Regions from separate parts of the Mus musculus genome. Here all the other regions are linked to region 3. A link is a loop called in an ENCODE intact Hi-C map of the cell type or tissue named here. Cell type or tissue: heart. All regions are shown on one strand. Region 1 has its middle 4.4 kb from the start of Spidr. Region 2 holds the start of Mzt2 (mitotic spindle organizing protein 2). Region 3 holds the start of Yars2 (tyrosyl-tRNA synthetase 2 (mitochondrial)). Region 4 has its middle 11 kb from the start of Pkp2. Region 5 holds the start of Snai2 (snail family zinc finger 2). Region 6 holds the start of Cebpd (CCAAT/enhancer binding protein (C/EBP), delta). Region 7 holds the start of Dnm1l (dynamin 1-like).

What was found. Hi-C counts contacts between places; a loop is a spot of excess contacts. Peaks named below come from ENCODE experiments on the same cell type or tissue, not always from the same donor. Only the 100,000 strongest peaks of a DNase experiment are listed, where the experiment ranks them.
Region 1: it touches region 3 in a loop (4-fold over the local background); 3 of 42 quality-filtered maps call a loop at or near these places.
Region 2: it touches region 3 in a loop (2.2-fold over the local background); 10 of 42 quality-filtered maps call a loop at or near these places.
Region 4: a loop joins it to region 3, with 6 times the contacts of the local background. A loop is called at or near these places in 32 of 42 quality-filtered maps.
Region 5: it touches region 3 in a loop (10-fold over the local background); 3 of 42 quality-filtered maps call a loop at or near these places.
Region 6: a loop joins it to region 3, with 8 times the contacts of the local background. A loop is called at or near these places in 12 of 42 quality-filtered maps.
Region 7: a loop joins it to region 3, with 3 times the contacts of the local background. A loop is called at or near these places in 16 of 42 quality-filtered maps.

The regions. Positions count from the first base shown.
Region 1 is chr16:16,149,201-16,153,200 of GRCm38, reverse strand. No RefSeq gene overlaps it. Among named protein-coding and RNA genes, the nearest start is that of Spidr, 4.4 kb to the right of the region's middle. In heart, CTCF peaks have their summits at 2,304 (motif pointing right) and 3,659 (motif pointing right); no DNase peak of the experiment used is centred here.
Region 2 is chr16:15,861,199-15,865,198 of GRCm38, reverse strand. It overlaps Mzt2 (mitotic spindle organizing protein 2), which reads left to right and starts at 1,830. Exons shown (of 3, transcript NM_029354.3): 1 at 1,830-2,451; 2 at 2,656-2,801. The coding sequence starts at 2,276. It overlaps Gm41425 (a long non-coding RNA gene), which reads right to left and starts at 1,762. Exons shown (of 3, transcript XR_875934.2): 1 at 1,688-1,762. In heart, a CTCF peak has its summit at 2,194; DNase peaks (open chromatin) are centred at 1,808 and 2,608; H3K4me3 peaks cover 2,250 bases; H3K27ac peaks cover 1,948 bases.
Region 3 is chr16:16,300,336-16,304,335 of GRCm38, reverse strand. Yars2 (tyrosyl-tRNA synthetase 2 (mitochondrial)) reads right to left here and starts at 1,371. Exons shown (of 5, transcript NM_198246.2): 1 at 589-1,371. The coding sequence starts at 1,352. In heart, CTCF peaks have their summits at 261 (motif pointing left), 1,667 and 1,873 (motif pointing right); DNase peaks (open chromatin) are centred at 925, 1,415 and 1,705; H3K4me3 peaks cover 2,104 bases; H3K27ac peaks cover 1,908 bases.
Region 4 is chr16:16,199,913-16,203,912 of GRCm38, reverse strand. No RefSeq gene overlaps it. Among named protein-coding and RNA genes, the nearest start is that of Pkp2, 11 kb to the left of the region's middle. In heart, a CTCF peak has its summit at 1,710; no DNase peak of the experiment used is centred here.
Region 5 is chr16:14,703,191-14,707,190 of GRCm38, reverse strand. Snai2 (snail family zinc finger 2) reads right to left here and starts at 1,339. Exons shown (of 3, transcript NM_011415.3): 1 at 1,139-1,339; 2 at 1-480. The coding sequence starts at 1,217. In heart, CTCF peaks have their summits at 1,474 and 1,684; DNase peaks (open chromatin) are centred at 130, 1,360 and 1,650; H3K4me3 peaks cover 2,622 bases; H3K27ac peaks cover 1,848 bases.
Region 6 is chr16:15,884,849-15,888,848 of GRCm38, reverse strand. It overlaps Cebpd (CCAAT/enhancer binding protein (C/EBP), delta), which reads right to left and starts at 1,563. Exons shown (of 1, transcript NM_007679.4): 1 at 1-1,563. The coding sequence starts at 1,524. The coding sequence ends at 718. In heart, CTCF peaks have their summits at 697, 1,263 and 2,198 (motif pointing left); DNase peaks (open chromatin) are centred at 248, 748 and 1,578; H3K4me3 peaks cover 2,358 bases; H3K27ac peaks cover 1,523 bases; H3K27me3 peaks cover 711 bases.
Region 7 is chr16:16,356,936-16,360,935 of GRCm38, reverse strand. It overlaps Dnm1l (dynamin 1-like), which reads left to right and starts at 1,905. Exons shown (of 21, transcript NM_001360008.1): 1 at 1,905-2,172. The coding sequence starts at 2,071. In heart, a CTCF peak has its summit at 2,254 (motif pointing right); a DNase peak (open chromatin) is centred at 1,965; H3K4me3 peaks cover 2,054 bases; H3K27ac peaks cover 1,634 bases.

The DNA.
Region 1 (4,000 bases), 150 kb after region 3:
GTACTTTATCCAGAGCTATGTTCAAATTTTCCTTTTTCTGTTTGTTTACTATAAAAATTAAACAGTCATTTAAGTCATCATTAAGATTAGATGAGCTGGAGAGTATAATGCCATCCACATAATGAATAATGAGTACTTTCAGAAATTTATTCAGTACTGGCTAAAATGCTTTATGTACATTATATTGGCATAGATAGAAGCTATTTTTCATCTTTTGTGGGAAAACCTTCCATTGATATCAAGTCATTGGGTGTTGATTGTTTAAAGTAGAAACATAAAATGAAAATTGTTTCTTACCATTAGGATGTAAGGGAATAGAGAAAAGGCAGTCTTTTTTTTTTTTTTTTTTCGAGACAGGGTTTCTCTGTGTAGCCCTGGCTGTCCTGGAACTCACTTTGTAGACCAGGCTGGCCTCGAACTCAGAAATCCACCTGCCTCTGCCTCCCCAAGTGCTGGGATTAAAGGCGTGCGCCACCACCGCCCGGCTAAAAGGCAGTCTTTTAAGTCAAATATAATAGTGCATTGTCCTTTAGGAATCAGTAGGAACAGGAAGCTCTCCTAGGTCACCTTTTCTTTTCCCTTTCTTAACCAAATATTTAGTATGTGCATGTGTGTAATGTATGTACATGCATATATGGTTAAATGTATTTAGGTACACTTTCCGTGTGTGTCTCTATGTGTGCACATATGCATATGAATGGAGGGCCAAAGCTGACTTCCGAAGTCATTATTATTCACTCTCCAACTTTTTCATTAAGGCAGGGTCTCTCATTTGTAGCCAGACCTTGTGAAAATGGCTAATTTAGCTAGCTGCCCTATGTCAGCTTCCTCTATATCTATGTTCTGAGTGATGAAATTACAGATGGCCACAAAGCCCACCTGGAATCCACAGGAGTTCCAGGGATCCAACATCTTTACCCTCATGCTTGTGCAGCAAGCATTTTTTTACCCACAGAATGCTATATTCAAGCGTGAAAATATTTTTGAGATAAATAAAGCCCATTGTTATTTTGAAGAGGTTTTGGGAATCCAACATGAGGACTGACTCTTTTTGATGAGGACTCAACCACTTCTTTTGCTTTTTCTGTCCAAATGTATTGTTTCTACCTCAGAAAGGCATCTGAATAAAATCTATTTGTCAATATTTCCCCAGGGAATGTGCATCTCCTTTGCATGAATTTTAGTAAGGGTAGTTCTTTGACACTATCTCTGGGTCACAACAAAGGCAAAGATAACAGGTCCTGGTTACTTGCTTGAGGATTTTAGTCCTTTCCTACCAAAGGTTTGAGTGACTAGAGCAGTTACTGCCTTTTTTCTTGAGAGGCATTCCTTAATAGTTTCTCATTGGTCTGTTTGGGGGAACCAAATTTTATGTTCCCCTGGTGTGTATCAGCCATTTTCAAATCCTTTATCTCTTCACTGGGTTGTGTTTCCTTTTTGTTTCAGTATAAGTTGGGATTATGTTTAGCTGTAGGACAAGTGGTGTTATAGAAATCTGCTAACTTTTGGAGTTGCACAAGTATAATTATAAAGTTATCTCCCTGGTGTTCCCTGGGGTGCATCACTAACATTCTCTGCCGTCCCCCATGGTGTTGTGTATTACCACCACTCTGGTGCCCACTGTGGTGGTTTTTGGCCATTTTCTGGTATTCCCCTATTACCACCACTTTATGGCATCCATCTATAGTATATTGCTACCACTCTCTAGCCCCCCCCCCATAATATATTACCACTAATTTCTGGAATTCCTCTATAGCATACTACCCTCATTCTCTGATGTCTCTCTCTAGTGTATTATCACCATTCTCTGGTGTCCCCACCATATAGTATATTCCCACCAATCTCTGGTATTCCCTATAGTATGTTACCACTGCTCTCTGGTGTTTCCTTATATGCACTCTCTGGTGTCCCCCTGTAGTACATTACTACCATTCTCTGCTGGGATTCTGTCTGGCTTTTACTTGTGCAGTGTGATATTACTAACATTCTCTGTATTCATATGTGCATCAGTCCTGTTTCTTTGGAGTCATCTTCTACCTTTTGCTTTTAAAGTCTTTCTGTCTCTTTTACCTATGTCCAGGAGCCTTGAGGGGATGAGTTTGATAAAAGCATTCTATATAGGGTTGAGTGCTCCAAAGTCTCTCACTCTCTGGACATTATCCATTCTCTGTGTTAATTAACATATATGAAGTCAAACTTCTTTGATGAGAGTTCAAGAACTCACATTTTAAATCCTAAGCAGAAAGTAGAAAGAGTGGCTCAAAATGGCATGGGTCTTTAAAGTTTTAAAGTCTGCCCCCAGGGGGCATACCTCTACTAACAAAGCAACATCTCTTAAAACTCCCCAACAGAATGTACCACCAACCAGAGGCCAAGTATTCAAATGCCTTAGACTGTGGTGAATATCTCATTCAGGCCACCACAATGTGCTGTTAAAAATAAAGATTTTTTTTTTGTGTGTGTTTTATTATGACAGTTGTTTATTGTTTTTCTCTGTGTCTGGTTTCTAATTAGAAAAAATAGTCTTAAAAGACATTAAAAGTTTATTTAAAAATTATCTATGTCAATGTGTCTAAGTTTTGTATAACATCTAGATCTTTTTTTTTTTTTTTTTTTTCAAGACAGGTTTTCTCTGTATAGCCCTGGCTGTCCTGGAACTCACTCTGTAGACCAGGCTCGCCATGAATTCAGAAATCCACCTGCCTCTGCCTCTCAAGTGCTGGGATTAAAGGCATGCGCCACCACTGCCCGGCAACATCTAGATTTTAAAGCACAATTTATGCTTCAATACTTTTTAAACTGACATTCAACAACCATAATTAGAGACTAAAGCCAGTGAGGGTACAATCACTCAAAGGACAGCCAATATTTTCACCCTTGTTTTTAGGCTTAGTTCTAGGGAATGATGGAACAGCTCTCAAAGCATTCTACAGCTTAGATGAGATACTTATCTTCTTGACCATATAGACCATGGATACCTCCGAGGCTAAATGTTAGCCAGCATATATTGTGCAAATAGGAAGTGCTGATTCTAGAGTCAGCAGAACCAGGCACTCCAGGTGAGGGGTGTTGCTCCCTTTACTGGTTTTCTATTCCAAATAGCTTATGCAGGGACAAAGCAGCAATGATAAACATACACTTTCTCCAGATGTGCTCACAAGTCTCATGGCCAAATGGAAACTGTATGCATAATGTCCTTAAATGTGATAAGCTAGGGGGAAAACCTCATCTTGCCATGGCATTACTTGGGCAAGTGGAGGGAGGCATTGCTCCCTGAAGAGTATACAAAAATCTAAAGGAGAAGAATTCATAAGGAGGATAATGTAGGAAAGTCTATGTCATATTCAGGCTCCAAGTTCTATGTATGTAAATGCATTCAGATAGATTCATCTAAACTCATCAGTATTGATAACCTTCAATCATGCTTTGGTTTGTTGCATTATTTTTCATCTGATACTGTTGGCACTCAAACGACTAAGCTTTACACTCTCTTCCTTTTAATGCATTTCACCATCATCATTTTTCTTGAAGTTGTTCTTTTCTATCTCACTAAATTGTGTTGAAAAAAGATTTAATTTATTTTTATTTTATATTTATGGTTGTTTTTCCTGCTTCTATGTCTGTGTACCAACCATATGCATTCATTGTTCACAGAGTCCAGAAGAGGGCAGTGGATCACATGGAACTGAAATTGAAGTTATTGGCAACCAAACCTGGGTCTTCTGCAAGAGCAACAATTGCTCTTAACCTCTAAGTCATCTCTCTAGCCCCATTTGCCATATTCTTAATATATAGCTATCAGCATTAAAAAAAAAAACACACACACACACACACACAACCATAGCCCTGAGAACAAACTATAAAGAATGACTATCCTGAAATGCACACAGCCATGGCTTTCATGGATCTCTCCTTGATTGGATTATCAATTTACATAATCATCTTATTCTTGCTTAAGCCTAGCATTTCAATCTTGTAAAATTTGTGTCACCTAGGACAT
Region 2 (4,000 bases), 440 kb after region 3:
AAGACAGAACACAAAGGTAGGAGCTGGTGCAAAGGCCATGGAGAAATGTTGCTGGCTTATTTCCCATTGCTAGCTTAACCTGCTCTGATATACCATCCGGGACCACATGCCCAGGTGCGGTACCAGCCATAGTCACCTGGGCATTCTGGTATCAGTCATCAATTAAAAAAAAGATGCACCCCAGGCTTGCCCACAGGCCATCTGATAGGGTCATTTTCTCAATGGAGGATCTTCCCAGATGACTCTATCTTGTGTCGTGTTGGCAAAACACTAGCCAAGACAGTGTGTGTGTGTGTGTGTGTGTGTGTGTGTGTGTGTGTGAGAGAGAGAGAGAGAGAGAGAGAGAGAGAGAGATTTTGTATGAGCATGTTGTGTGTACATAAATGTTTGAATTTTTAAGTGCGTATTAGTACAAGAGCCCTTTATTAAGGTCTCTAAGTCTGTGCAATTTAGTCCTCTGGACTTTCCTAAAGTTGAGGCCATGTATGATTATGTCAGAATTATATGAAAATGGCGGAGTGACTTATGTGAGGGTCCAATGACCCTACCTTGACCTTCCTTCTATGAATGGACACTGGCCATCCATGGACCTGAGGTGATATACTCCTACAAACAGGCAGAGCTGATGGCATGCAGGTAACAGTTGTCTGGCTAGGGAGATGATGCTGTGCCTCACTTCGATTTGCCTCCAGTTTGTACTCTTGGGCATTCTGACCAATAGGAGCTGGTTCCTGGAGCCATCAATCCTACAATAAACTAATGAGGCAGGGAGGCCCTACATTTACATCATGGCCACAGTTCTGCGAAAACCTGAGATATTCTGGAATCCTGCAAACAAGCACCTGATGTTCCACCCTGGGAAGCAGGTGCCAGATTAGATGCACATACATCCTGTAATGTCTGCTCCTGGAGCCAGACTCATTCCCCACAGCCCACACTGGCTCTTCACAGTCACCAGCAGCTTACTGTCACCATGGTCCTCACTGTGACAGACGCACCATTCAACATGGAAATGGTGTTTAGTCCTTAGATCTGGACCTTGGTGACTGGCCAAAGGTTCACCAAATATGAAGACCGGAAGTGCAGAACCAGGGAAGCTGTGTTCAGTATAAGGAAGAAAGAAGGAAGGCTGAGAACTGACTAGATGCTCTAAATTCTCCCCTTCCCGGTAATGAATACGTTTTCCCCTAAGAATGAAGACTATTCACCCAATATATTTTTATATTGAAAATATTTTTTCATACTCTATAATCTGATCATGATTTCCCTCCCTTACCTCCTCCCTGAACTTTGCCACTTCCCTACCTTCTCAAGTTCTCTCTCTCTCTCTCTCCCTCCTCTCTTTTCTAGCAAATAGGCACATTTAAAAAAAATCAAGCCAGAATAAAACAAATTGAAAAAATAAAAACACCAATCAACAAACATACACATACGGATACACACACATATGCAAAAGACTAGTAATGTAAAATGGACAAAGCATCAGGAGACAAAATATCTCCAAGAGTGCCCCCGCACAAATTTTAGATGCCCCTCCTGGTCCCCTTTCACTGTGTAGGCACTTCTGGACGGCTCCCCCGGTCCACTCTTTCCCGATGGCAGTGACAATCATGGTAACCGGCCAAACATTTGCAGTTCTCAACACACCGGCCAAGCTAACGTGTTGAGTTCAAAATGACCATCCTACCTATCTTCAGAAATAGACGCCGCTATCCAGACACACAACCCGGAAATAGCGTCATCAAGCTGCGCGTCAGGCCACACCCCTGCCTACTGGGAAAAGCGGCTCAACCTCCCGGGAAAAGCGCCTGCAAAAGCAAAAGCCAATCAAGTGCAGAAGCAGTTGGCCACAAGGCGCGTGCGCAGTGACGTCCTCAGTTGCTCTTTACTCCCCAAGTTTATGTATTTCGGGGTCGGGGGACAGGAGTGCGTATCCGTTTAAAAGCAAAGCTGTTTAGGGACCGTCAACAGAACTGGTAATTACACGAGATCGTGAATACTCGTCATCCAACAGGCATTTGCTAAGTACCCGGTATATGCCAGGTACTATTCTGGGGTCTGCTACCTAAGCCAGCAGTCCAAGTCTGATCGTCAGGCAGTGATCAGCTTCCCACCACCCCACCCCATGCCTAGCACACTGCCCTGTGCACAGTAGACGTTCCGAACAAGTCAAGTAACCGACTGTGTAAAGGCCTCTTGGAACTCTCGCCTCGGTGCTGGAGCTGTTGACTTGCAGAGACTCTGTCCAACACAGATCCCTTTTCAGGCTATACGAATGGCGGCGGCGGCGGCTGCTGCTGGTGGTGCTGCACTCGCGGTTTCCACAGGATTGGAGACAGCAACGCTGCAGAAGCTGGCGCTTCGGCGGAAGAAAGTGCTGGGGGCCGAGGAGATGGAGCTGTACGAGCTAGCTCAGGCTGCTGGCGCCGCCATCGACCCCGATGTGTTCAAGTGAGAAAGCGGGGGTCGGGACTTTGAGCTCATACTCCCTACAGATAATGCCGGCTTTAGGACTCCTCATTCCTGCATCTGCTACTCTAAGATATCCGTGTCTCTTTAAGGGGTTTCAAGACGGTGACCCAGCTGGCGCGACTCCTAGAGCATGTCCGCCCTGTGGCTTTCAGTATTCGCTAAGCACTGCATTTGTTTCCCCAGGATCCTGGTGGACTTGCTGAATCTGAATGTGGCTCCCCTCGCCGTCTTCCAGATGCTGAAGTCCATGTGTGCTGGGCAGCGGCTGGCAAGCGATCCCCAGGACTCGGTGCCCATATCTCTGTCTACATCCACATCAGAGACCCGAGGTTAGAGATGGGCTGGGTACTTCTGCCTAGAGGGTGGCCGAGGTGGGGAAGGAGTAGAGAACCTCGTGCCGGCTTGTCTTAGAATTGCTCAACCTGTCTATAGGCCTCCTCCCAAGGTCTGCAGACCCATCCACCTTTCAGGGACTTTAGTTGGCTCCACCTTTCGGATTGTACTGCTGGACCAAAGACTGGTCCAAGCAAGCTAGACTTGGTCTTTCTGACTCCCTCTCACCTCTTCATCATGCCTCCATTGCACAGGTAGAGGAATAAACATGGCTTTGGTCTCCATCTACCACACAGCCTCAAGGAAGTGTTCAGAGAGCAGAGCAGACAACGCCTCCCCCTCCGAGGGCCACGTCTAGCTCCTGTTCATCTCAGGCCAGGCCCGAACACCTCTCATCTGGGGATTTTTTTGGGTTGCAGGACTGAAGCCATCTGATTCCTTTGGGACAAAAAGTAGAGGTCTGACAGAAAGATTCACCCAGTTCTCAGGTGTGAATGGCCTGGTCATGAGTGGGACCAGGTGTAAGCAGATGGTGGTGAGCAGAGTGTAACAGGGATCTCAGGTCCTCCAGCCTGCCCATCCTATCTGTTACATCTGTTCTCTCTGCCTGTCGGACCCTCTGAAATACAGCTTGTCCTCCCAGACAAGTGGATGCAAGTCCAGTGCTCATTTCCTGCCTGTAAGTGCAAGAACCACATGGAAGGAATCCAGGTGGGGTAAAGTGAGCAGTCTGGCCCAGTGAAGGCAGACTGTCAGGCCTGGGGACTCACACATACACGCTGACCCACCCACTTTCTGATCAATGTGTGTCTCTGGCCTCTATCACCCTTTCTCTTTGTGGAAGAGAAACAAGGGTAACCTTTCCCTCAGGCCTGCAGCCTCTCCAGGTCTGCTCCATGGCCCTCCTCCCAAGCACCTGCCTCCCTGCCCCCACCCCTCACCCTGGTTCTCTTGCTGCCCATCTTCTCCTGTCACAGGCATTTGATTGTCTAATCTGTGGGTTTGGTGTTGATGTGCACTCTGCCGCTGGAAGTTGCCATTGTCCCACAAGGCCAGGGCAGCTTTGAGCTACAATACCAGGGCACTGTAGGCCATCCCAGCCATGCAACTCAGAACAAGGACATGTTTTCTTGCTTAGTCTATCAAAGACACAGTACTTTTAGAATATGCAATTGTACCGGTGCCCCCGGATCAT
Region 3 (4,000 bases):
ACAGGACTTGATTTTTGAAGGATCAGGTAGAAAAATGACAAAGTTGGGCGAAAGGATACCAGGAGGTACATTTAGAAGGTGGCTTTTAATATTTTTAAATGAGTTTTGTCGTGTAGCACACGAACCAGCCATATAATCTATGTTCCTCAAGAAAACTGTGAGGACTGGAGAGGTGGCTCAGTGGTTCTTCCAGAGATCCTGGGTTCAATTCCCAGCAACCATGTGGGATATAATATAAGAATTTGGTGCCCTCTTCTGGCATGCAGGTGTTACATAGAGATGGAGCACTCATACATAAATAAATCAATCTTTAAAAAAAGAAAACGCTGTGAAAATCTTTATGGAGGCGAAAAGCTAAATTAGTGCACACGGTTCTAAACAGAAGTCCAATTATTTTCAGGATAAATAACAATTTCTAAAGAAACTAAAGGCGACTTAGGGAAAACAGACACAATCCAAATCTTGAATATCGGTCTGCTTCCAGCAGCTCTAACTCCCAGCTCTAACTTACAATCTTCCTAACGAATAACACACTACTTCTGTATACTCGTCCCCGGGTTTCCGTAGGCTCTAACAATTCCAGCTTACTTGTGGATGAACTCGTAGCCAGACATGATGTTGCCCAACTGATCTGATCCGCCCAGTTGGACCCGGCATCCATAGTGCTGGAAAAGGTAGTAGAAGTCATAGGCCTGGAGCACCTGGTAAAAGAACTCCGCCAAGCTCATGCCCTCGGGGCTCTTGAGACGCGACTGCACGCTCAGCCGGCTCAGCAGAGTGCCCATGCGGAAGTGGCCGCCCACCGTGGCCAGGAAATCCACCAGGTGCTGCTCCTGGAACCAGGCCGCGTTGTCCAGCACCGTGAAAGAGCCCCAGGGCCGGCCGTCCGCGAAGAGGCGCGCGTGGTTGGCCGCCAGGGCCTCGAGCCCTCGCCGCAGGGCGTGCGCGTTGGCCCGCACGCACTCGGCGCTCAGCGCCTCGCGCCCCTTGGTCCGGCCGCTGGGGTCCCCCAGGAGGGCCGTGGAGCCTCCCACGAGCGCGATCACGTTGTGGCCGGCTCGCTGGAAGTGGAAGAGCCCCAACAGAGTTAGCAGGTGCCCCACGTGGAGCGAGTCGCCCGTGGGGTCGAAGCCGCAGTACACCGTCTGGGGGGACGAGCCCGCCCTGCGGCGGTCAAAGAGTTCGGGGAGCTCTGTCTTCGTGCCGCTCTCGGGGAAGAACTCCTTGAACAAGCCGCGGGCCCTCGGTGCCACCAGCATTCCCCGCGCGCCCGGGCGCACCGCACGCGACCCTCGTAGCCAGACCAGGGACTGCGGAACGCGGCACAGGCGCCTCAGCATGGGCGCCGCCATCTTGCGGGACACGCAAGGCATGCTGGACCTCTGTCGCCCTGCGACCGCGGGCGCCTCGGTGTCTCTCTACGCATGCTCGGGCGTAGCGGGAGGCCTGTTAGGCTTTGGTGCTGTAGGCAGTCCTGGAATGTGGACCGACTGAGTTCCGTCTTGCGGCCCCCGCTGTTCCTCTATCATTTCATTCCCGTTTTCTCAGTGAGGATGTCGTGATAGTACTTCCTGTCTCACAGCTGTGGTGAAAGCACTTGGCGGTGTAGTAAGCGCTCGACAAATGTTTACTGTCGTTTAAATGATCATGCAAAAGCTGTGATGCTCAAGTCCCATAAGTCTTGGACCTGTAGAAAGAACTCGGAGTGGAGTGGAGACGAAATTTCTTTGTACCAGTTTCCCCAGTTAATGAGAGCCTCGTCACAGTACAGGCAGGCAGGCAGGCGCGCGCACACACACACACACACACACACACACACACACACGTCATTAGTGGGTGTCCTGAAGGTGGCAGTCTCCTCCTAGCAAGAGGAAAGTCAAAACAGGAAAGAACTCCCTGTGTTTAGTATAACAAAAACTGGAGTCATTCAAAGTCATAACATATTAGGTGCTTTTAGGAATCCTCTCACCAGGATGAGGACTCTCATTTGCAATTGTATGGCAGGTGAGCCAGCCCCCAAGTCCCATTGTAGATTCTGACTAATTTTCTTTAAACATTTTAATTAGCGTACACAAATTGTACAAAATAATGAATTTATTCTGACATTTCCATATATGAGTAGACGTGGGCCATACTTTCAAAACTCCCTGATTTATGTGGAGTAGCATTATTGAGAATGTGCCATTTGTGGCCATCACCTACCATTGTGAGAGAAGTAGGGGTTATGGAGGGAGACAGAGAACAATTGAGCCAGGAGTAAGTTGCAGTAGAGGTGTGCTGGCTAGTTTTATGCCAAGTTGACAAAGTTAGAGTCATTGAGGTACTTAAACTGAGAAAATGCCCTCAACCAATGTGGCCTATGAACAAGCCAGTGGTGATCAGTGATTGATGTGGAAGGGACCAGCTCACTGTGGGTGGTGCCTCTTGATAGGTCCTTTCTCCGGTAAAATGAGCCAATTCAAACCAGATTAGATTATAAAGCAGATTTACTGTCCCCCTAGAATTGAGGCCAGGGGGGGTCGCCATGGGGGGGGGGAGAAAGGGCTTGTGGCAGGGGGTGGGGAGAGAGAGAGAGAGAGAGAGAGAGAGAGAGAGAGAGAGAGAGAGAGCAAAATGTGTAGATTGTATAGCAAAGAGCGTCTGAGGGAAGGGCAGCCCATCCCCTGGGCTGGAATGTACAGGGTTGGGGATAGGGTATGCCAGGTAGAGACTTAGGGATGCTGAGAGAACCTGGAAGCCAGATCTGTTTTCATATGTAAAATATGCACCTGAGTCTCTTGTCCCAGGGTCCCAAAAGAAACACCACCCTTGGTGGTCCTGGGTGCTAAAAGAAATCAGGCTGATCAAACAATGTGGAATAAGCCAGTATGTAGCACTCCTTCATGACTTCGGCTTTAGTTCCTTCAGGAGTCTTTCTGACTAGAGTCCTTGCCCTGACTTCCCTGAATGACGAATTATAAGCTGTAAAGTGAAATAAACGCTTTTCTTCCCAGGCCATTGGTCATATTGTTTTATCACGGCAATAGAAAGCTCAGGCCAGACAAGAGTCATTCAGTATCCCAGAGGAAGTCAGGAGCTGAGATTTCCTTCCATAGTCTTCCAAACTGAAACAAGGAGGTAGGCTGTTTCACTTTATTACCGGCTAATCTTTAAATATGGAATGCTCTTGGAGAGAAATCCACACTTTGGGCAAGCCTTTTGACTAAGAGTCATATGCAGAAGACAAACAACACTCACGTTCCTGAAAGAGGATCCTGACCCATCCCCAGACCATTAGCTACAGATCTTTCCATGTCCTAATACTAAGGTATTTGAAGAAGACATTTATTTTAGTGGGTTATAAATTTGTTATTTTGATTAATCAATGTATTTGCTCATCTAATTATCAGTGAGTTTAATTTCTCATTGCCAGTAATATTGTAATATTACTGGTAATATTCTCTAATACTGGTAGAAAATAGCTAGAGTGTTCTCTCATATTGTTACTCAAAATATCTTTAAAATTCTAGTCAGAATCTGTTGATCTGCACTTTGATCAGAGACAGACTGTAAGATGCATTGCAGGAAGTTCTGAAAGCCTAACAGATACTGTACTTAATATTGGGAAAAATCTCTCACTTGCAAGTTTGGGTTAATACAACAAATACCTACGTATTGTGACTTTAAAGAGCAGGGCAACAGTTGGGTATTAGAAAGTATGACTTCATATCTGCACTAGCTTTAGTACTGCTTTTCTTTTCAAAGAAATGCTGTTGTGACAGCATTACATGATGGCCCTATACTTGATGGAAACGTGTCTCAGATGATGAAAATTTTAAAACTACTGTTTAGTGTAATGGGACTGACAGCTCCTGAATAAATGCCTAGGCCTTATAGCTAGGCTTGTTCACAACTAGGACATAACTTATTAACACATTTATTCTATTCTAAGTTCTGCCATGTGGCTATTTAGTAACCTCTCCTTCTTACTCTGGCTTACATCTTTCTCAGAGTCTCCCTA
Region 4 (4,000 bases), 100 kb after region 3:
GCTAGCTTACAGTTTCAAAGCCTTAATCCATTATTATTATTATGGTGGGAAGCATGGCAGATGTACAAGACATGGTGCTGGAGGAGTAGCTGAGAGTTCTATATCTTGGGGCAGCCAACAGATGGAGACTGTGTGCCACACTGGGTATAGCTTAAGCATAGGAGACCTCAAAGACCACCCCCACAGTGCCACACTTCCTCCAACAAGGCCATACCTCCTAATAATGCCATTTCCTATGGGCCAAACATTCACAAACAAGTCTATAGGGGCCATATTTATTCAAACCATCATAATTTGGAGTGAAAAACCTCAGTTAAGAGAGTGTCCCTAACTAACTGATCTGCTAGTAAGCCTGTGAGCCATTTTCTTGATTGATGTTTGGGAAGGCTCAGGTGACTTTGGGCAGTGGAATCCCTCAGCTGGTAGTCCTGGATGCTATAAGAAAATAGACAGAGAAAGCCATGAAGAAAAAGCAAGCCAGTAAACTGCGCTCTTCTATGGCCTCTGCCTCAATTCCTACCTCCAAGTTTCTGTCCTGGCTTCCCTCAGTGATGGAATTATAAGTTATAAAGCAAAACCAAACAAACAAGAAAAAGTGTTGGAGTGTTGTTTATGCACTTCGTGAAGAGGTGTCTCTGTTCTTCCTTGCCTGCCTAAGGCACCTTCTGATTAATTAAATAAAGAGCTGAATAACCTAAGCTGAGCAGGAGAGGATAAGGCAAGACTTCATGCCCTGAGAGTGAGAGATGCGCTCAGGTAGAAGGAGAGGAATCGCCATCAGGACATGAATGAAAACAGAGGAGCCAGAGCGAGACTAAGATGGCAGGTGAAGGGCCATGTGGCTGGGAAGTAGGCCAGGCCAGCAGAGTTGCATTAGAATAGCTCAGAACTGGCCCAGCTTAGTGCCTGAAGCTCTTAATAAATATACCAGGTCTCTGTCATAAAGCTCATACGTCTACATTTGGCATCTAGTGTCCGGCACAGAATCCAAGCTTAGACAAAAGATTCAGGTATTAGGAAAAGTCCTAGGTGGACGGAGGAAAAAAAAGTTTCCTAAGCAACCACAGTTTCTTAGAGCTTCCAACTGCTACCTGCAGGCAAAATGGAGCAAGCGGAAGTGAGGCCTCATTGCCAGGTGGAGCCTGAGGCTAGAGTGGACAGCAGAAGCTGCTGCTGATCTCTATCTCCAAATCAGAGGATGGGACTGTGTGGTCATGGAGTCCTGGAAGCCAAGATCCCGAAGTCCTGAACACAGAGCAGCCTCTGAGCCAGTACAATAACTAAAAGTAAGAGTTTATATAAACTTAGATACAGAGATAAATATTAAGTTTAGAAGCAGAAAGAGAAATAAAGTCTCCAAAGGAAAGATAGAGAAATAGAAATAACATCTTCAAAGAAAGAAGAAAAATAAGTCTCCAAAGGAAGGAGAAAGAAAAAGTAAGAAAAAATGTTCTATAAATGTTCACAATAAAGTAAACTATAGAAAGGAAAGAGTGGGAGATATTTTAAAAGAAAGCATTTTCCATGTTAAAAACACCGTAGAAGAGAGTATTTGGACTCTATATTGTTTTGTTACAATTATAAGCATACAAATCATCATAATTGTAATGATTAAAATATGCTACGTAGATGCTAGAGTAGTGGGGATAGAAAAGATTGAAAACTGATTCAGAATAAAGGCACATCCGAGGAGCCCAGTCTACAGCCGACGTCCCCACCTTGTGACCAGATTGCAGAATGGCAGCCTATTAAACTCCTAGATAAAGGAACAAACAGAGCCAGGCATGGTGGCACATGCCTTTAATCCCAGCACTCCGGAGGCAGAGGCAGGCGGATTTCTGAGTTCGAGGCCAGCCTGGTCTACAGAGTGAGTTCCAGGACAACCAGGGATACACAGAGAAACCCTGTCTCAAAAATAACCAAAACAAACAAGCATAGGCTGAATTAAGAATACAGATTCTGTTTAATGATGCTACCTTAGAGCAATGTCATACAATAGATTATGTATTATATTTTGTAGAGTTTGTACAACTAAGATATGTACATATGTTAGTATATCATACAATTGATATTCAAGATTTTAATATGTTTCTGCCTTGAGCTCTGAAAAGGCTGATTCTGAGATTGCCCATGTATTAGAAGTGATGGCTACCTTAGAGATGCCTTTCCAGACTGAAAGTGATGATGCTTTCGTACATGTATCCATTAGAATACAACGATATTTTAGGCATTGTGGTATGTCCCATGCTATGGGCATATCCCACAGTTCTGTAGGGTAATCAATTGCAGAAAGATCTAACAGGCCTTTATAGGAAATGCTCATAAAGGGAAAGTGGGATATAAAGATACCCAGAGATAGATTTAAAAATGCTTTATTGACTTTGAATTTTATAAGTACCAATAAGACAAATAATGCAGGTGCTGAAATTCACTAGATTTTTAGAAAGGACGGCTGAGTTTAACCAGCCTGTATATGTGATAACCTCAAAATGGAAGGCAGGAAATGTGATGCATTGAGGAAGAGGTTTTGTCTTTGTCTCAACAGGAGAAGACATCTATGGATTCCTTCAAAATCAATAAAGATTAGATTTGACCAAGAAAATCTTGCTGGCAGACACAAAGGAAAAGACCCAGAAGGATGACAAAACAGTAGAGGGGACCTGAATGCTGATCCCTCTACTTGGGAACAGCTCTGTGACAGCTGAGACATGAAAGTGCCTATGTGTAGCCCATAAATCAGGATGGCTACACAACCCTTAGGACTTATTATTATAATCCATCCTTTCAAGTGGCACAGGTGATAGCTTATATTACAGATTGATCATACAGTCCAAACAGACTTAAAGTGAAAGAAAGATGCCTTCACCTGCTCAAACAATGATCTGATTTGTGCACACTGCACATTCCATATGTGTGTTAATGCAAAATCTGTGTTACTTTAAAAGTTTATATGTTTACAGAGCAAAAGGGCCAGACATCAATAAAGACATGACATCAGCTCAGGCAATCCAGCCTCACAGACTGTCTCAACAGCTGTTTCCTCAAAAATGTGCATTCAGAACAACTGCAAAACACCTAGGTAAGATGGTCCAGCCCCACAGACTGTTCCAGCTAAGACTTCAGTTAAGCCCCATGCTTTCCCATCACACAGACTGGTCAGCAAACTATACAGCTAGCTTTCCTGAGACTTGGCAATATCCCAATTTTCTTAGAGCCATCCAAAGAGAACATTGCCCCCAAGACAGCAGGAAACAATTTTAGGAGAGTGATGCCCCGTTCTCAAGAGATAGTGTGGGTGGTTTTTGGTCATTTTGCAGGTGATGAATGTTGGTTACAAGTTGTTAATGGTCTTGGTCAAGGTGGAAGCAACTTAAAGGAGGTTAAATCCAGGAATCTCTTTTTCTTGTTCTTTTTGCTTTTCTCTATCCTTCTTTCTCTCCTATCTAGAATTTGGTGGAAAAGGGGGAGAAGGGATACAAAGAAAAAAAGAAGAATATAGGAACGGTAGGGTAAAAGGATAGATTATTTAATCTATTTTTAGGCTAGAAAGCAACAACACCCAAGAATATTTTTTACATTGCTATGGAATTTTGTATATTGATACAAATTTAAGGTTATATTTTTGTTACAACATAATGTATATATGTTCCAACTCTTGTTTAAGGTATTGTATCTATTTAACTCATTTAAAAATGCAATATGAAGTTCTAGTCCTTGAAGGCTATTATTATAGACTGTTTGGGATAATTAAGAAATGCAAGCTAATAGTCATTTAAACTTATGGTCATGATAGATACTAACTTAGTTAATTTCATAAATAAGCTTTATTTACCATCCTGTAAGTGTTTTCAAAGTTAAGCAGATAGCAGATAGCTAGAAGCAAGCAACATTTGCCTATCAGATATACTGTAGATAAATAGTTGTCTTCAAAAACATCAGAAGTCTTCAGAATATGACATTTAAAAATGTTTTTATTAATAAAAGTCTGTCATAACAGCGA
Region 5 (4,000 bases), 1.6 Mb after region 3:
CACAAGGCAATGTGTGGGTTCGAATGTGCATCTTCAGGGCACCCAGGCTCACATATTCCTTGTCACAGTACTTGCAGCTGAACGATTTCCTAGACTGGGCATCACAGTGCAGCTGCTTGTGTTTGGCCAGCCCAGAGAACGTAGAATAGGTCTTATTGCATAAATTGCACTGAAACTTCTCAGCTTCGATGGCATGGGGGTCTGAAAGCTTGGGCTGCAGTCTCTCCTCTTCGTCACTAATGGGACTTTCTGAACCACTGTGATCCTTGGATGAAGTGTCAGAGGAAGGCGGGGGACTTACACGCCCCAAGGATGAGGAGTATCCAGTAAGAGGAGAAAGGCCACTGGGTAAAGGAGAGTGGAGTGGAGCTGCCGACGATGTCCATACAGTAATAGGGCTGTATGCTCCCGAGGTGAGGATCTCTGGTTTTGGTATGACAGGTATAGGGTAACTTTCATAGAGATATGGGGAAATAATAACTGGAAGAAAGAAAAGGAAGGAAAGAAAAAATTAAGGCAAAATATTTTTAAAATATATGTACACAGTCTGAGAGAGACCATAACAACATGCAGGAGACTCCATAGGAGACTCTCTAGTGAAGACAGCCTTACTCACAGGACACACATAAAGTCTTCCCTTCACCTGGGCTTACTGTCCTCGTGCAGGCTGACAGTTGCCCTGACTAACCTTCATTCTGGACTAGCCTTGCTGTCCCAATTTAGAACGAAGAACTAGACACTATATTAAAACTTTTTATAAAGTTGCTTTTCATTTTATGCGTGGGCTGTTCTAGCTGTACCGTGCCTGTGGCGGGTAATGGCATGCACGAATCCAGCTGCTTTCCCAAGTGCTTGGCTTCAGGAGATTGCTGCTCAGGCGAGGGGAAGGGTGCGATCACGTCCGTGCACTCCTTTTGCGTACACACAGGCTCAGAGAACTATACTGCCCGACCGGAAGGAAGCTTTCCTTGTCAGCAAAGATCTCAAAGGTTTTGAATTAAAACTTAACCTAAGTAATCAAGAGACTGCAAGGACAGTTTTGGCACAGCATTAAAAGGAAAGCGGCCCGGTGTGTTCTCTGAGTCAAGCAATAGAACCGCGGTTTACTCGCGCACAGATTTACAGAGGCGATTTTTACCTGTGTGTGTGTCCAGTTCGCTGTAGTTGGGCTTCTTGGAGGCGTTGAAATGTTTCTTGACCAGGAAGGAGCGCGGCATGGTGGCTGCGGGCGGGCGCGGGCGGATAACGGTCCAGGCGGCGGTCCTATAGCATCGCGGTGGCTCAGGTGCGGCGGGGGACAGGCAGGCGCCTCTGAAGTCACCCGGCTCCCTGCCCGACTGAGCTCCTCTGGGCGGGGAGGCGCCTTCTCCGTTGCTTTTTCTAGAAGTAACCAATCACAGCCAAGAGGTTCAGATTTCAGCTCCTCCTTCTGGAACAGCTGTGAATAGAGGAAGACTCTGTTGTCAGACTAAATTTTTCTGGTTCAAAATGGGCTGCTCATGGCATTTCAGTGGAGGCTCAAAATACATTAAATGTTTTCAAGAAAGGAAATCTCGGTTCTTGAGCACTGGGGAAACGTGTTTCCGCTAGGTGACCTACGGCGACTTGGCTTCCAGATGTGGGCAGTGCCTGGCAAGGCGAGGGCGGGAAGGAAGGGCGGCCCTCCGGACTGGGACCGCGCAGCCCCTAGTGGCCAGAGAGTCTATATTTGGAAGTTGCGTCTGGAGGGGGGTTATTGCACACAAGCAGCTGTAGGCTCTGGCTTTTGGGAAAGGAAGGTAAAGGCTCCCCGCAGCTGCCACAGCAGGTCTAGGGCGGCGTGCCAGAAAGTTAACTTGCTGATCGCTGCGTTAGACACTTGAAAGTAAAGCCTTACAGCCTACCCCAGGAACTGGAAGAGTGTAAAGATAAAAGGGAAGGCTGGTGCAGACTCCGACAATAGGCAAACTCTGGAAGAAGTATGGAAAGTTCTGATGAAGACATGTGACAAGACTTCCTCCCTTTGTAGCGCATGGTATTTTAGAGAAAGAAAAAAAAATATGAATCTCTACTGACAATTCTTAGTGTCTGCCGTTACTTAGTGGTGTTTTCTTTAGTCTTCAAAAGCCTCCCCCTTCCTCACGCCACATCCCTGGTTTGCATTAAAAGATGGGGTAAAGGATTCTTTTGCCAAGTTCTTTGACTGGCAGTTTAGGTAGTCCAGTAGCCAGCCGGTCACTTCACTTGCATTTGCACATAGGGGTAGGTGTAAAAATACTCCGAAGTGATTCATTTTAAAAGTGCAGTTTTCACTGTGCCCACAGGCAACTCTGTTTATTTCAATGTTACCCTGACTCTTCCCAACAAAATTGCAGAATCCAATTCCCCCACCTCCCCACCCCAAGACAACTAACTTTTTTTTCGTAACAGGTGCTGGAAGAAAACAGCGGAAACAGAATACCACCAGCGATGTTGAGACTTGCAAGAGAAAAGTGCATTGTCAAGCAGCATAACTTCTTAATCTGGGGATGAGAAAACGGGCGTGTGAGCGGGGGAGGGGGAAACCCGCAGACTTCCTGGGTTAATTTCAATGATTCCTCTTTCTCTTTACAATAGTCACTGATTTCAATGTCAAATACAGAAAGATATTTATATGAATCCTTAAACTAAGGGAACTGAATCTGCAGGTGACAAGAAAACAAGAAAATGTATTAGATTTCTTTCTAAGCTACCATGAGTATGGATCAGAGCTGGAGTCTGAGTTGACCTATTTCTAGTGGGTTTGCTCAGATTTAGACACCTGCTCTATAGGGCAAGAAATCTTGCCCCTTCCACCTAATTTCCAGTAAAACACACCGTTTGTTTTTTATCTAGTATTGAAAGAGGGCACAAAGCCACACATGACAACAGGGAACGCCAGAAGATAACCTGCTAAAGTGAGTTGTTGCAATTTAAAAAATCATTAACGATTCATTGTGCTTTTAAAGAACCAGTGAATTTGAAACAGGGAAACCAGCCCCTTTGTGTCCAAGGACCCAGGGGTTGTGTTAAATTACAGACTGCAGTCAAGTAACCTGTGTGTTCCAGATTGTGCTAGCCAGTATTGAGCTCAACTGATCTGATTCATGCCTTATCTATGTGAGATGTGTCCCACTGGCCGCAGGAGGAAGTCCACCGGCTGATGACATAAATCATGTTAAACAGAAGCTCTGCTTGGGCACAGCAGAGGAAAATTGATATTAAACTGATGTAATGAAAATGCAAGAATGGAAGCTTATCATACCCAAGGCCAGGTGGGAGGACTCTGCTATAACGGTTTCTCCCTGCAGACTTCAATAGATTGGGGTGCTGCTTTTAGTCACAGACTGCAAGATTTTGTTTGTGCAAGGCAGGGATTTGTCCTTAGATACACCAACATTTTAAATACTTCATTCTGTATTCATAGAAAAGGAGGGAAATAGACATAAAGAGAGACTGCGAGACAGACAGACACACACATACAGTCATACACAGATAAATCAATAGATGGATAGATGGATAGATAGATAGATAGATAGATAGATAGATAGATAGATAGATGATAGATAGATAGATAGATAGACTGATAGACTGACTGATTGATTGATTGATTGATTGATTGATTGATTGAAGTTAGTGGTGGGTAGCCTTTGCCAAACCAAGAAATTAGTCCTAAGCTGGAGAGAAACTGATGTTCCTTAATTAGGTAGGTTATAGAAATAACTTATAAGAGAGATACTTCTTGTGGAAGAGAACCCCAGCCAAGTCAAACTAGAGATGTCAGGTAAGTTAAATTAAGGAAGGCTAAACCTTAGAGTTTAAAATGTAATCTAAGGAAATAAATGGTCACAAATTCCTATAGCCTTTTTTAGTGGGCTTCATAACTTTTCTTCAAGCTTAAACCCACTGGAAGGTAATCTTGACTTGTTTCCCATAAAACTGACTCCTGAATCTCATGGGACCCTGGAAAGTTCATACCATCTCATTTTTCTCATTCTCTCAT
Region 6 (4,000 bases), 420 kb after region 3:
CCCTTTTTATATACTAGGATATTAATTTGTACTGGTACACATTTTTAAATCTACACGTTGTCCCTAGATTGAGGAAAGTAGAGGCAACGAGGAATCAAGTTTCAGACTCCCAGCTCTCTTCCACCCCCTCACCCTTCGGCAACCACCTAAAAGTTAGGCCAACTGTTCTCCGCCCCAGGTCAGCCTACTCTGGGATCACACACATGAATTAGTCATGCTTTCCCGTGTTCCTTCCGCGGGCAATAGAGACCGCGAGGAAACGCGTCCATCTCCTTACCCCGTGTGGGCAACGCACCTGGTCGGGTGGCTCCCAGGTGCTTGCTTTTCCCTGGTGAAGTCTCAGTATGTTGTGTGCGGGAGAGAATGAACATAGGAAGCTGCAGCGATTTAAATGCTTCTTTATTCTTACAAATACTGTAAAAATGAATATAAAAAGCATGCGCAGTCTCTTCCTCTTATCTACAAAAGTCTGTCGGAAATGTCTTTTCTACAAATGTACCTTAGCTGCAATGGTAATAAGACGTAGAAAATGCTACCATTATAAAAAATAATTTAAGGGGAAAGATTAATATAGCTTCTCTCGCAGTCCAGTGCCCAAGCTGCAGCTTCCTGTCGCTCGCAGGTCCCAAAGAAACTAGCGATTCGGGCGGCGTCTGCTCCCCGCTGTCGGGGTCTGAGGTATAGGTCGTTCAGAGTCTCAAAGGCCCACGCCGCGCGTTACCGGCAGTCGGCGCCGGTGGGCGGCAGGAAAGGCGGGCTGGGCAGTTTTTTGAAGAACTGCCGGAGGCCAGCCAGGTCCCGGGTGAGCTGCTCCACGCGCTGATGCAGCTTCTCGTTCTCGGCCGACAACTCCACCAGCTTCTGCTGCATCTCCTGGTTGCGGCGCTTGGCCTTGTCGCGGCTCTTGCGCACAGCGATGTTGTTGCGCTCGCGCCGCTGCCGGTACTCCGGGCTGCCGCGGTCCGGACCCCTCTTGCCCGCGCCCTTTTCTCGGACTGTGCCGGGCGCGAGGCTCGGCCCCGGGCTGCCTCGAGGAGGCTCCGGCGAAGTGGGTGGAGTGGGCTGAGCCGCGGCCGCCAAGCTCACCACTGTCTGCGCGCACACCGCCACTTGCGCCGGCAGCAGGGAGCCCGGCGCGTCGCCGTCGCCCCAGTCGGGTTCGCGCTTGAGCGGCCCCCTAGCGACAGACCCCACACCCGGGGGTCGCGTAGGGCCGCCCTGCAGCAGCTCCAGGCCGCCCGCGCCGGCCGCTTTGTGGTTGCTGTTGAAGAGGTCGGCGAAGAGTTCGTCGTGGCACAGCTCTAGGGTGGGCACGGCGGCCATGGAGTCAATGTAGGCGCTGAAGTCGATGGCGCTCTCGTCGTCGTACATGGCAGGAGTCGTGGAGCCCAGCTCCCCCAGATCCCCTGGCTCGGGCCCTCGGCCGGGCTTGTCCACCCTGCCTGGCTCGTAGAAGGCCGCGGGTTCTGTGGGCCAGGGTGTGCCGCGCACCGGGCTGTCCAGGCTGAAAAGCGCGGCGCTCATGGCGGCGTCGGCCGGACCTGGCGTCCAAGTTGGGCTGTCACCTCGCCGGGCCGGACCGCCGCCTTTTCTAGCCCCAGCTGACGCGCACGCCCCGCCCCGGCCCCAGTGGGTCGGAGACCGGAGCGGGGAGGGACTGGGGTGCTGCTGGGAACGACCCGCCCTCTGCCCGCACTCCTTGCCTTCCCTCCTTCCTGTTTGTGCGGTTTGGACCTACTTAGCCGTCCAAGCCTGGAGCGAAATGAAAATCTGGATTTGGCCCCGACACGCGCAAAGCAGGACGCCTTCAGACATAGCAAAGGCGGAACAGGGATCAAGGCTCCGCAGCTCGAGTCCTGGCACCTCCGCCACGAGACCAGAACTAGTGAACCGTGGTTCGCGGACCCGGGCCTCAGCCTCCGGCGGTCCAGAGTGAGCGCAGCCAGTGGGAGCCTCCTGAAATTCGAACCCTCTCCAGCTACACCTCTCGGAGTGCCCAGGCCCAGCTGCCGTCGAGGTTAGGTTCAGCAACAGAGCCTGATAGACGGACAGATCAACCGGGCTCCCCGCTGACCACAAAGCCAACGGAAGAGTGATGGCCACCCTAACCGCGGTGCGTTTCTCCGCACCTGACAGCGGATCTTGGGTGCTCTGGCATTTCTTCTTGGTTATTAAAGCTGTGCCACCTGGTGGTAGCATAGCATCTTGCTGTTTCTTTTTCTTGCAAATTGTACCCAAAAGGGATATTATTCTGAAATTGTGGCTTGCTGAGAGAAAGCTAAGATTTACATCAGTACTCACAAAGAGGTGTTAAGTTGCCAGCTCTTCAAAATTCGTGAAAAGATGAAGAGAAATTTCAACCCCAGCTACTCAAACCTGATAGGCTAGGTGGGTAGTTGAACCCCAGGAGTTCAAGTGCCTGATGGCCTGTCTCAAGCAAAAGTCAAGAAAATCATCTGTCCAAATTCAGATGTGTCCCTCATATCCCTCCCCTAATTCATTCCGATTCACCAGGTGTTCTGACAACAAACATCAGCTGATTTACACAGAGCAGCCTAGCTCCTACCTTCAGTTCCTGAGGAAAATCCTAATGAGGGGCTGTGGAATATTTAATGGCTTTTTTTGGAAAAAAAAGGTAAACACAGCCTTGGAATTTCATAATGATCAGTGATGTTTATAAATGGCATATGATGTTGCTATTGTAACTAATTGCCTCTGGGGTTAAAGCCAGCGCACATGTGATATGCATGCACAGGAAAACCCTAGGAGACGTTCGTGGTTCTTAGCCCTGGATGCCATAGAAGCATGATTAGAGAACACGTGTTTATCCCTCAGAGAGACCACATTCCGAGGCTGTTTTCAGTGAGACAACATGCTTGTTTTGATACCTGGGTCCACTCACTACGTTTATGAAAAGTTGTGTTTACAAGACAGCGGGGCCAATTAGAATGTCTCAGAAGGACAGGCTACCGTGGCCACTATTGGGCCGCACCTGAAAGCTCTGTGTATTCAGAAACCCGCCAACCAGTGCGTACTTTTCAATTTTCCAGAAATGGAGAAAGGCAACATGACAGAACAACAAAGCATGAATATAGTGTGACATTTGAGAGCTGTTAAAGTTTAGCCCCTGTGACAGTCATTTGTGATCCTTTCATGACTGTTCCCACACACTGTGCCAATCTCAAGGACCTTTCCTAGCACCGTGGGTGGCAACAAAATGACTTAACCATGTAGGCCTAAAAGCAGCCACCAATAGAGAAAGTGTTCAAGCTCAACATAAAAATTAAACTAATTATATAAAATAATTTCCTAAACTATAAATTGAGTTAATCTATAATTTTATAGATGAAATGTACTCAAGATGAATGTGAACACTTCCCATGCCTTATTCCTGTGAGAAATACATCATTTTTAGCTCTTCTCAGCACACCTGCCAAAAGCCTTCTGGCTAGAATCCTTGAGACCCTCTCCTTGTCCTCAGCAATGTCACATATGGAACATATTGGAGGTTCCAATGACACCCAGTCTATGTGGACATTCTGGAAACCTTGGTATTTAAAAGTTCAGGAGCCTAGCAGTGTTGATATGTCTTAGAGTCACAGAGCACTGTCAGACTTGGAAGATCAGTCTGGTCACACCAACCAATCTCCCTGAGGTCCTGCTTGTGCATTTCACTCCATACAAGAACAGTTCTCTAGATGGGATACTCAAATATGTATAAATACTCTAAAAACATTTCCTGATAGCTCTAGGTAAAATGAAATATGAAATCAAGCTTGAAGAGAAGTAAAACTTCCTAGCATTCAAGAAGTGAAGGCAGGAGGATTATGGATTTGAAGCCAGCTTGAGCTACATATTGAGGCTATATATCAAGAAAAGAACGTTGTAATAAATGGCGGTTCGAATGAGAATGGTCCCAGAGGCTCATATGTTTGAATTCTTAATCCCCAGTTGGTGGAACTGTTTGGGGACTATTAAGAGGTGTGGCTTTGTTAGAAGG
Region 7 (4,000 bases), 57 kb before region 3:
CTGAGTTAGGAATGGGGGCCTGTGTCTACTTTCAGATTATCTTTGTGTGTGTGTGTGTGTGTGTGTGTGTGTGTGTGTGTGTGTGTGTGTGTGTGTAATAATATTTAGGCCTCATCCCTTCCTGTTTCTTTCCTCTTATGTCTGATTGCTCTGGGCAATCCTGGCAGTAATGTACTGGTAGACTTTCTTAAGCACTGCCTGTGGGATTATTTTTTCTCTTACAAAAAGCTACATGATAATATATAAGACTATATGTGTTCTGTTACCAGAGAAAAGATAATTTGAGTAGGAACATATACCATACCAATCTATGACATGTTGGCTTTGGTAATATGTATGTATATCAATTTTACCAAACTAGCTCTTAGCACACAGTAAAAGACAAAGGAAAATCAAGTATAAATGCATCATTTTTCCTAGGGTACTTTATTTATCTCTGGCTAGGCTGGAGCTCACTATGGAGACAATAGAGCTGACTCTTGCCTCTGCCTTCTCAGTCTGAGGTTACATATATGCTGCTGCACTTGGTTTTGGATTCTGAAATCTTTGTTTTTAAAAGACAAAAGGGAAGGTCACAACATTTGCCAAGATGTCCAAAAATCACTTCTGGATCTTCAGAGTCTTTCATTTATGTGTTTTTCAAAACTTATTAACCAGCCACCATCTGTGTTCTGAACAGTAAAGCCTGTCTCCTATGGCATATGTTGCAGGTGAATGGTAAGTAACCCCTCCAGTTATACAATCCACAACTTTGTGACTATGAGTGCTCATGGCTATCATGAATAGATAGCAACAAGTTTTGCTTGGCTTTTCACTCCTCTCAGGCTGGGGAGTTTGTGGCTCTGAGTTACTGTTTTATTTATGTTTAACAGTCTTAAAATCCAGTATATTGTGATTATTTTGGTACCCTCATTACCCTCTGATATTCCCCCTTCCTTTCTAGGACTCCTTCTTCCCACCTATTAGTCCTAGTGGGTATACTAATAGAAAAAGCTAATCCCCAACTCCAGCAAACATTCACAGTTACTGCTCCTTTAGAAAGAATGGAGCTTCATGGGCACCTCCTGTTTCTATGATAGATAGCTGGAGGGCCCAATCTTGTGCAGGTATATAGTGCTATGTATTCAGGCTACAACTACAGCTTTGTAAGTAGATGACAGCTGCTCAATCCTTGGTTTCTTATATTCTTTCTGCCTTCATTTCTGCATTGTACCTTAAGTCGTAGTTGGTGTGTGTGATACGAATGTCTAGTTCTAAGGGCTTATCATTCACTCTCAGAACTTTGACCAGATAAACTCTCTTGGTGGGTAGGCTGGAGCGGTAGAAATGTCTGGAGACATTCTTTTAAGTTTTCCTATAGTTTCCTTGATTGCTCTTCATAAAGTAGTACTTCTCATAAGGAAATGACATTGGTTAATTAATAGACTCTATCCCTATTTTGGAAGGGGGGGGGGGTTCGAGACAGGGTTTCTCTGTGTAGCCCTGGCTGTCCTGGAACTCATTCTGTAGACCAGGCTAGCCTCGAACTCAGAAATTCGCCTGCCTCTGCCTCCCAAGTGCTGGGATAAAGGCATGCGCCATCACTGCCCGGCGACTCTATCCCTTCTTATAAACACAGGATTTCACTATGTAGTACAGACCTTGTTAACCTTTTGTCTAAGTCTTCCATGGTTGTCCATAAAATTGGTGTGTCCCAACTCCTGGAGGCATACTCATACATAACACTCTAACAATCATTATTCATCTAGCTGTTAGCTAGCATTTTGACTATAGTAGACTCAGATTCACGGTCTCAGCTTCCTTACCCGCCCAGTTCAGGTCGATACCTGAAACCTTCTAGAATAGGCCTTCGCGTTCCACTCAGCCTGAACTACATCTCCCGGCAGCCTTTGCGCGCCCACCTCTGTCGTGGCGCGTGGCCTGCCGGGAGCGGGCTGGGTGCTGGCCCGGCCCAATGGGTGCGGGCTCCCGAGGAAAGGGCGGAGGAGAAGAGGAAGCAAGCGGGCTGTGGGTCGAGTCCCCATTCATTGCAGTGGCCTGCTGGGTTGGGGGTCCAGTGTTTCGGGGGTCATGGAGGCGCTGATCCCGGTCATCAATAAGCTGCAGGACGTCTTCAACACAGTGGGTGCGGACATCATCCAGCTGCCTCAGATCGTCGTAGTGGGAACGCAGGTAAGATGAGGCCGCGATTGCGAGGCCTGGCTCGGCCGCAGGCCTGCAGGTGTCGCCAGGAGGAGGCCGGCAGCTCGGCGCTCCGCTCTGCTCCCGGGCGCTCAGCGGGACTGAGTGGCCCTGCAGCCTACAGCCCGGCGCGGCTTGGCCCAAGGGCACTCGGGGGACGCGCGGGCGGGCGTGTGGGCGGCTGTCGCTTCCTTCCGGCCGCTGAGGACGCGACGGACTCAGGAGTTGCTGTGAGCAGACAGGCAGCAAGCTAGTGGTGAGTCGGTGGCCCACGGAGCTATTACAAAGTAAAAATAAGATTAAAAGAAAATCCCGGGTGTAGTTGGAGGCCTAAAGTTAGGAAGGAGCACCATGACTTTGGTGTTTGTAATTTTGTTACTGTGACCCAAATTTGGTATAAGGTTCTCAGGCCTTATGTGGGGTATTGGCGATAAGTCCAAATTTTGTATGAAAGAATGTTGAATAGATATCTAGAATAGCAGAGATATGTGAGTTTCATTTTTTAAAAAAATGCCTGCTTTGAACTGAAGAGGAGCAACAGAACTTTAGGGGAGGAGGGCGTTTTTTGTTGGTTTTGTTTGTTTTAATGTTTGTGAGTACGCCGTCGCTGTCTTCAGACACACCAAAAGAGGGCATCAGATCCCATTATGGATGGTTGTGAGCCACCATGCCACCATGTGGTTGCTGGGAATTGACTTCTGGAAGACCATTCAGTGCCTCTATCCTCCTGGGGAGAATTGTTTTGTTTTGTTTTTGTTTTTGTTTTTTTTTGGGGGGGGGGCGTCGAGACAGGGTTTCTCTGTATAGCCCTGGCTGTCCTGGAACTCACTTTGGCCAGGCTGGCCTCGAACTCAGAAATCCGCCTGCCTCAACCTCCCGAGTGCAGGGATTAAAGGCGTGTGCCACTACACCTGGCGAGAATTGTTTTTGAGATGAGCCCTACTCTGTACTTCAAGCTGGCTAAGAATTTACCTTGTTACCTGAATTGGCTGAAACTCATAGCACTCCCCCTGCTTCAGCTCCCTTGACTGAAAAACTACCATGCCCAGAATTTTTTTTTTTTTTAATTTTTATGATGTGAGTGTTTTCCCTGGTGCTGGTTAGAAGAAAGTATATGATCCCCGAAACTGGAGTTACAAATGATTGTGAGATGCCATGTGGGTGCTGGAAACCAGGTCCTCTAAAAGAGCAGCCTTTGCTCTTAACCTCCAAGCCATCTCCCCAGCCCCTTTATAAACATACTTTTAGGTGCTCCCATTTGTTAATATTCTTTTCTTCTGAGGTGATGGGTGATTTCTCTGTTTTCCATGGGTTGTATGGCTACATCTTAACTACAGAAAGTGTATAAATATTATAAGAAGAAATAAATTAGAGGATATCCATATACTTCAAACCATCCTGTAGTTTATTATTATTATTGGCCTTTAAATATTTAAAGCAGTAGGAATTATTTTGGGGCCATTTGCTGGGTTGGCATAGATAGTTTTCGGACAGTCATGTCTGCATAATCCAGCATTAACACTTGATGTTGGCTGTGCCCGAAGACCAAATTATCAAGTGTACTATTTGGTTTTTTGTTTGTTTTGGTATTTTGTTCCTGCGATCTTATAGAAGATTTTCAGTGATGCATATTATTCATTGTAACGAGATATTTAGTTTTTAAGTTAATTTTTACTTTATGAATATTTGCCTGTGTTTATGTATATGTATATGTATCAAATGCCTGTTAATTCCTTTGGAAGCCAGAAGAAGGCAACTGATCTTCTGGAACTTGCCATACAAATGGTTGTGAACTGCCATGAACATGCTGGGAACTGAA